Regions from separate parts of the Homo sapiens genome. Here region 2 is linked to region 1. A link is an interaction called in ENCODE POLR2A ChIA-PET data of the cell type or tissue named here. Cell type or tissue: A673. All regions are shown on one strand. Each heading gives the region's core, and the rest is flanking DNA. Links, peaks and the distances in the headings are about the cores only.

Region 1 (4,408 bases), core at 166-4,165:
TAGGGGGTGTGTAATGGCAAACCAGCTCTCTAGGAGGAAGTCAGGGAGGAAACAGAACCTGATTGGTAGTGTTTGCCAATTTCTGTTGTGTAAATATTCCCACCATGGCCAAGTTCAAGCTACCAACATGATGTCATTGAATAATTTGAATGACATTGTATATAGTTGGAAGCACACAATCTGCCCTCACAAGCCAGTATGGGTCAGCTCTAGCACACCACTGTTCCCACAGGATGATGAGAGCAACAACCTAATGGCTTAAGTGCATCTCCTTTAGGTTCTAGGGAAGATAAGAGATGAGAAAAGCAGCAAACAAACAAAAAAGCAGGCAAATCTGCTCTAGGCAAGATCTGCTTTATTCTGAGAGGTAACGACTGTTCTCTCCTAGCATGGATCAGAGACAGGAGGAATTGTGCAACATAGAACTTAAGGAGGCTGGGCCCGGTGGCTCACGCCTGTAATCCCAGCACTTTGGGAGGCCAGGCAGGCGGATCACGAGGTTAGAAGTTCGAGACCATCCTAGCTAACATGGTGAAACCCAGTCTCTACTAAAAATATAAAAAATTAGAAGCCGGGAGGCGGAGGTTGCAGTGAGCCAAGATTGCGCCACTGCACTCCAGCCTGGGCGACAGAGCGAGACTCGGTCTCAAAAAAAAAAAACAAAAAAAAACAAAAACAAACAAACAAAAAAAAAAAAACAAAGAACTTAAGGATAGACAGAACAGTGTTTTTAAATTTCAGCTGCATATTACAATCCCCTAAGAATTTTCAAAAAGTCCTGATGTCCAGTCCTCACTCAAGGCCAATTAAATCAGAATCTCTGGAAGTGGTACTTAGGCATCAGTTGATATCAATGTGCAGCCAGCAGTGAGAATGAATGCTCCATAAAAACACTTCTCAAATTTGAATGTGCACATATTCAAATGTGTGATTTGTGGGTGATTTGTGAAAATTCAGACTCTGAAAATATTAAGTAAAAAATAGTGGTATTTTGTAAGTTCAAGAACATGAAAAGCTAATAAGCTAATTAACGATAGTAGAAGTAAAACCAGTGGTTGCCTCTGGGAGAGTATTGACTGAAAAGAAGAAGGAAAACCTCTTTGGTGCTGGAAATGTTCTACATTTGATGTGGGAAAAGGTAACAAAATTGACACAATAAGTAGTACACTTTAGGTTAGTACACTTTACAAATTAAGTTGTACAGATTTTTTTTTTTTTTTTGAGACAGAGTTTGGCTCTTGTCACACAGGCTGCAGGGCAATGGCATGATCTCAGCTCACTGTAACCTCCGTCTCCCAGGTTCAAGCGATTCTCCTGCCTCAGCCTCCTGAGTAGCTGGGATTACAGGCATGCACCACCACACCCAGCTAATTTTTTGTATTTTTAGTAGAGACAGGGCTTCACCATGTTGGCCAGGCTGGTCTCGAACTCCTGACCTCACGTGATCCACCCCCCTTGGCCTCCCAAAGTGCTGGGATTAGAATAAATACCAGGCACCATGCCCAGCCAAGTTGTACACTTTTAGATTAGTATACTTTACACAACAAAATAGTGAAACTGGGGGAAAAATGCAGAACCCATGTAGGTTCTGATGGTCTAGATTTCTAACACGTTCCCAAGCAATTCTGATGCTCGATAGCATCTGATCTTACTTTGAGTCTCAAGGCTCTAGACTAGTGTCAGGGTGACTTACAAGTCGATTTGCTATAAATGTTTACCCAGTGCTTATAATGTGCCAAGCACAGGGCTGTTGAATATTAGGTCCATGAATAAGCATTTGGCTTCCTTTAGGAAGCCACAGTCTACTGAGGGCAAATAGTTAGTGTGATACATTTATTCATTAATTACAAATACCATAGTGAGTCTCTGCCATGTGCTATGAGTAGGTGACACAGACATGAACAAGTCAGGGAAAATGCTTGTTCCCCTTCCCCCAGGATTTATGGATATTAGACCATAAAACACACATATATTTACTCATCCCAAATGAGATACATGCTATAAGAACAGGGTGAAGTTGAGTTGTTGAAAGAAGGTCAATATGGTTGGAAAGTGAGAAGTGACAGTTAGCAGTAAACAATGAGGTCACTGATCCATATAGGGGCCGGAGAAAGCAGGGCTTGATGAGCCAGGTTAAGGATTCTGGTCTTTGTCTTAAGAGCAATGGGAAGCCTTTGAAAGGGCTTAAGCAGGAGAGTGGCATAATCAGATTTGCATTTTTAAAAAGATCACTCTAACTGCATTGTGGTGAGCCAGTTGGAGAGCGGCCAGAAAGAGGGTCAGTCTAGTAGACCAAAAGAGAGATGATATTAGCTTGGATGAGGGCAATAGCTATGGAGACAGAAATGGGCCTAGTTTACGGATATTCATGTAGGAATATAGACAAATCTTGATAGTTGATTGACTACAAAGGAGTCAAAGATGACTTTGAGTGTTCTCACTTGCACACCTGTAAAAATCAGGGTGTCATGCACAAAAATGGGGAGGAACACTGTCCTTATTGTTTCCGTATTCTCCAGGCTTACCAGAATAATCTCAATTTTATGTAAATTTATTTTTTAGTTAACATAGTTTTCCAAATATAAGATTTATAAATAAATCCACAAATTAAAAAATGTTTGACAATGATACCTCTTTTTCCATGGTCAGCATAGCTGAGGAAGAGCTAGATTCACATAAACCTGGATCACTGTAATGCCAGGCCCACTTATGTTTCACTGTGGACATAAAGACCCCAAAGCTCAAAAGTTAAATACAAATTATTCTTTTCTATGCATTTCCCCTCTTTCTTCCCTTTAGGACTCATAAACTAATAGTTGACTATGTTATATAGAGATACATGCTTAGGAAACTGCTTATAATTGTGTGCACTGCTGTTTTGCCATTGCTGATTTTACTTCTCAGAGTGATGCATTTTAAAGGTGTGTTCAAAGCCCACCTGTCTGAATGACTCTCAGGTGCCACACAAAGGGTGGCAGATGATGAACATGACCTCTAGGAGATAAGAAGCAGACCTGGATGCATTATTGCATTATTATCCTTCTAAAAGAAATAAAACCTTTTGGTGGCTATTGAGATCAGATTCAACGTGAAAATATAGGAGTTTAGAGTTTACTGGAGTCCCTGTAGGTCAACTAAGTGCCCCTAAAGGCTTTCAGGTAGCATAGATTGTTTCAAGCATAAAATACCGCTTTGGAATATCAAACATTAAGCTCTCATCAAACACTGTAGGTGAGTAAACAGAGGCTTTAACTACAAATACATGTATTAAAAATTTCTTCTTGAGCAGTAACAATGGCCAAAGAATTGCGCAAGTTTGGGAACCTGTAAACCAAGAGTCCTACCCTCATGGTGCTGTATTCTACCAGGAAAACAGATATGAGAAGAACCAAAGAAAATTCAAGATAGAATGAAATTAATGCTGAAAAGAGAGAGAAGCAACTTTTGTGAAAGCCAAAAGAATGACATATTTTCTCTCACTGGGAGACAAGAAAGCGCTTATTAAAACAATGTAATTTGAGGTGGTGATAGGTGAGGAATAAATCCAAATTTTACGGGTGGAGAAAGCATGTCCAGTCCAAGATAACACCATGTCAAAAATATCAAAAAGCAAAATTGCTTTCAGATTTTGGGAAACACGTAGTAGTACAGTGAGAATAACGTTCTGGTGAGACCAGGGTGAGCAAGCTTATAACCAAGCATGAAGGGCCCAGAATTCTGGACTAAAGAGGCTTAAATGTAACGCATGGGCTCTGGGAAGCCATTGAAGGAAAGGCAGGAAGCTCCATTTGGAAGGGGAATGTTGCTGGACTATGGGCATAATGAAAATAATGGATTATTGTGAATTTGTAGCCAAAGCCCACATTCTCTTCAGGTGAATTGCAATGCCCATTGTTTCACTGGTAACTTTGTAAAACAGAAGAGACATTTAAAATAATGTATCTTCATTTATCATTTTGTGTGTCATACAAGTCTCTGTAAACTTATATGACCACATCTCCAAGATAGAAAGATTTATCTATATTTAATTCTCTAAAAGAAAAGATACAATCAGTAAGTTTAGTTTTACGAAAGAATAATTTTCACTATCTAAATTATGATTGTGCAGGCTATAGGTTATTTTACTAAAAAATTATTGGTTCAAGGACTGAGTTGAGTTTTGAGTTCTAGCCAATTTTTTAGTGCCTAAGTCTAAACAACTATTGTTATGTAGAGGTGGAATAAATGTTTTATGTGTGTGTTATGTGTAGAATAAATGTTGTTTTTGGTTCTTTTTCTTTTTTTTAAACACCCCCTGCCCCCAGTAAACACAATAACAATTATATTGTATGAAGCATTTCAAGTACATATTCAATAAAATACGTAAGACAAATGTTATATGACTTGACAACATAATACGTATAGAATA
Region 2 (4,408 bases), core at 301-4,300, 180 kb before region 1:
AAATACACCTGGGTTAATGAAAACCAGTGGAATATATGCTAATAGGAAATCAAATGTGGACAAACAAATCATAAGCTTCAATGTTTATTTAATATGAATGAGAAAAGGTAATATCACCTGATAGGTTATTGTAGAGATTTGCAAATGTAACACAAAAAGGTAATAAATATTTCCAAGGGGACCAGGCTAAAAAAGCTGACAGTATTTCTTAAGGGTCATCAATTATCTGAAGTAGGTTTAAGTAATCAGGATATTAGACTTTATCCTTGCAATAGACAAAAATCTTCTTTTGCAATACACAAGAAAAAGAATTGAAAAGGAGTCATGGAAAGGAAGAAAAGAGTGGAAGGAAGAGAATAAGGAGGTAGAAAAGGAAGAGAAGAATCAAGAAGAGGAGGACGAGGAGGAGGAGAAAGAAGTAGAGAACTCATAAACATATAATGATATTAATGCTTTAAATGTGAAACCTGGAACCATAAAGCTTCCAAAAGAAAATGTAGGGGAAAGGCTTCTTGACATTGGTCTTGGCAATAATGTTTTAGATATGACACTAAAAGCACAGGCAATAAAAGTAATAAACAAGTTTATGCCAAAATGAAAAGCTTCTGCACAGCATAGGAAACAATCAGCAAAATGAAGAGGTAGCCTCTGAAATGGGAGAATATTTTTGTCTGTCATATATCTGATAAATGGTTAATATAAAAAATATACAAGGAACTGCTACAACTCAATAGCATACACACAAATAGAAAACAAAATTCCCAAATAACCTGATTGTAAAATGGCAAAGGATCCGAATAGACATTTCTCCCAAGAAAATATAAACATGAGGGAAACGCAAATCAAAACCACAAAGAGATACCACCTCACACCTGTTAGGAAGGCAATCATAGATTAAAAAAAGGTAAGTGTTAGTTAAGTGTTAGTGAGGATTTGGCAGAAAGGGAACCCTTGTACACTGTTGGTGGGAGTATAAATTGATACAACCATTATGGAAAACAGCATGGAGAGTTCTAACAAATTAAAAATAGATTTACCACCTGATCCAGCAAACCCACTTCTGGGTATACATCCAAAAGAATTGAAATTCGGATCTGGAAGAAATATCTGCACTGCCTTGTTCATTGCAGCATTGTTCACAGTAGCCAAGATATGTAAACAACCTAAACATTCATGGATAGATGAGTGGATAAAGAAAATGTGGTGTATACATACAATAGAAGATTATTCGGCCTTAAAAAAGAAGGAAATCATGCCATTTGTGACAACCTTGATAGACCCGAATAGCATTATGCTGGGTGAAATAAGCCAGAAATAGAAAGATACTGTATGATCTCACTTATATATGGAACCTAAAATAGTCAAACTCATAGAGCAGAGAGTAGAATGGTGGTTACCAGGAAAGGAGAAAATGGAAAAGTGATGATTAGAGGGTACAAAGTTTTAGTTACACAAGATAAATAAGCTCTGAAGATCTATTATACAGTATAATGCTTATAGCTAACAATACTGTATTATATACTTGAAGTGTGTACAATAAGAGGGTAGATCTTATGTTGAGTGTTCTTACCACACACATACACATATTAACAATTTTAATAATAAAGGAGGTGGGAGAAAACTTTAGGAGATGATGCATATATTTATGGTCTTGATGATAGTGATGGTTCTATGGGTATATACTTCTCAAACTCATGGAATTGTATACTTTAAATATGTGCAGCTTTTTATATGTAAATTGTATCTCAGTAGAGTGGTTTAAAAAATATATATATATAAAGATGTTTTCCTATCTGGAAATAATGTAAATATGTTGAGTTGGGACATTAGAGCATGGTAAGAGAAATGAAAGAAGGACAACTCAGTGAATGGCTTTGCATCCAGCAGAAAAGTCACCTAGTACGAACTGAAGCCTCTACTATGTATTCAAAGTACCTTCCATGGGAGTTCACCCTTCCACATTTTCCTTCTGTCCCAACCCTGCCTCTAAGTCTCTCTCTGAGAATATTATTCAAATTAGTCCTTATATAAAAGTTCTTAGTCCTCTGAGTGTCCCAGCGGGAGGGCATTATGTAGATTTTCTCAAGTTAACAAATAGTATAGTTAATCAGGATGAAACATTTCAAAATAAAGAGTACATCAATACTTAGGAAGCATGGATATTGTGTCAGGCACTGTGTTAAGGAGTTGAAATATTAAGTGCATCATCTCACTTAACCTCTTCATCTTCATGTGATAGCTATAAATATCCTGGTTAGGAAACAGTCTCAAAGAGTTAAGCATCTTGCTCAAGGTCACACAGCTAACAACTGGCAAAAGAAAGAACACTACTTTTCAGAGAAGCACTATTGCAGGGTATTGCTTGATATTTAAGTATAGGAGAGTGCGCCGTCCATGAAGGAGGGCTTGGAAATCAATAGTCCTCACTAGAAATTTTAGTGTGCTGCCTGCCTGTCTTCAGGTCCATAAAGAACAAATTAGAGAATTTTACCCTATACCCTAACTTTTAGTCAAAATCATCCAGGATTGCAATTAGGATGCAGTCTTTATGGCTCCCCAAGAAGGAATAGAGAAGGTGGAAATAAGTTGGTAAAATTGGAAGAAAAAAAAAAAAAACAGGAAGCATTTACATAAAAACAACTCTTTTAAAGAATCAATAAAGTTACAGACATTAAGGTGAAAGCAAACTAAAGAGATTGAACTTGGAGAGTGGAGGGCAGGTACAAAATGAATGCTCAGGAAGTGGAAAAAGTCAAAGACAAATATTTAGCACAGTATGATGCCAAGAAAGGTGAATATCCAGTTAAGGTAGGAACCAGGGCTGAGGGGCAAAAACAAAGATATTGGAGCCTACTGGTTGTCAATTAGCTCAAAGCACACTTCCCACCTCTTCAAATAAAAACAAAAGAATCTGAGCTTTTCAGAGCTCTGCCTTGAGACCAACAGCCCTAGGGCTAAATATCAAATATCACATGCAAATGTTGTGTGCCTGAGAGCATGCACAACCATTTACTCATTCCATTTCATAACACATATTGAGCATTTACTGTGTTCCAAGCACTGTTAGCAACACAGATGACTTACAAGAGAGTAAGTTACAGCTGAGAGGCCAGTGAAGGCAGACTTGTAGACTGAAACTTTCAGGAGCCATGGAAGAGTTAGTGCTGCAAAATACGTACAGTGTTGTGGGGAGCAGGGAGAATATTTAATGTCTTCACAAAAAGGGAAACATTTGAGTTGGATCTCAAAGGATACATGGAAGTTCACCAGAAAGGAATAAAGGAAAGAATAACATTTTAGGTAGTAATCCTATATCTGGGCATATATACTAAAAAAGTAGTTTTTAAATCAATGAATAAGGATACTTAAAGAAAACTTATTCTGAGGTTAAAATCTGAAAATAATCAGCATGTTCAACCACTAAAGAATAGTTAAGAAAATTGTATTATATTGACTTAATTGTCTTTTCAACTATTTTTGACCTATAAATGGCAATTTCACATCATTTAATAGAATTTCAGTCTAATGAAACTTATTCCGATAAAAATGGGAGAAAATCTGGGAAGACTATGTTGAAATTAAAGAATCCATAAAATAATGGCAGATAAAATACAAAGAACAAAATTTCTATGTGTAATATAAATTGAAGTTTGTAAAATATGTTTCCATAGTGATAAAGATTGAAAAGAAAAGAGGGAAATGAGAGTAGTTGTAATAGAATAGAAGGAGTTAACATATCAAAAATCCATTCACGTTTTTTAAATATATATATAGTATGTATATACAAACGTATATATGTATGTGTGTATACATACAATATAGAAAAATACATATTTTAAAAATATATTTTATTTATATGTATTTATTTAAAATATATATTTAAAATATATTTTTTCTATATTGTATGTATGTATACACACATATGCATACATACACACATTTAAAATATGAACCAAGATGATATTAAGTTACATTCAAAATCTTTTAAAAGTAGCTTATCTAAAACATTCCATTTTATCTAAGTCTGAGAGAAACAGGTTAACCATTTTTTCAGTGGAAAAATAAGCTCATTGATTTCATTTTTAAATAGAAATATCAAATGGCAGCCAGCTGAAGGAGTAATTTGTGTGCTATGAAGCATTGGGTTCTGGGAAGGAGAAGTCCCAGAACACTTATTTATTCCTGCTGCTGTCACAGTATTTGAGTCCAAGATCCAATATGCTTAATTATACCAGACATGATTTTGAAATTCTTGTGTTGAAGATTTGGGGGATACCTAGTTTTTCTGTATCTTGGGTCTCTGTGTCTTTGACAAGAGGTTCAGAATGTGTTACCTCTTCTGGACTGATTTCTATCTGACTGACACACGGCAAGGGTCTAGGTAAAGGCATCAATTTTATATGGTATA

The links. Peaks named below come from ENCODE experiments on the same cell type or tissue, not always from the same donor. Only the 100,000 strongest peaks of a DNase experiment are listed, where the experiment ranks them.
Region 2: POLR2A ChIA-PET joins it to region 1 with 8 read pairs; 2 of 35 experiments call an interaction of 5 or more read pairs at or near these places.

Annotation. Positions count from the first base shown.
Region 1 is chr3:131,986,183-131,990,590 of GRCh38, forward strand. All of the region lies in intron 1 of CPNE4 (copine 4), which reads right to left. Among named protein-coding and RNA genes, the nearest start is that of MIR5704, 2.5 kb to the left of the region's middle. In A673, for the core only: no CTCF peak of the experiment used is centred there; a DNase peak (open chromatin) is centred at 2,239.
Region 2 is chr3:131,809,619-131,814,026 of GRCh38, forward strand. The region is part of intron 2 of CPNE4 (copine 4); the gene reads right to left. All of the region lies in intron 2 of LOC105374113 (a long non-coding RNA gene), which reads left to right. Among named protein-coding and RNA genes, the nearest start is that of MIR5704, 170 kb to the right of the region's middle. In A673, for the core only: no CTCF peak of the experiment used is centred there; a DNase peak (open chromatin) is centred at 2,053.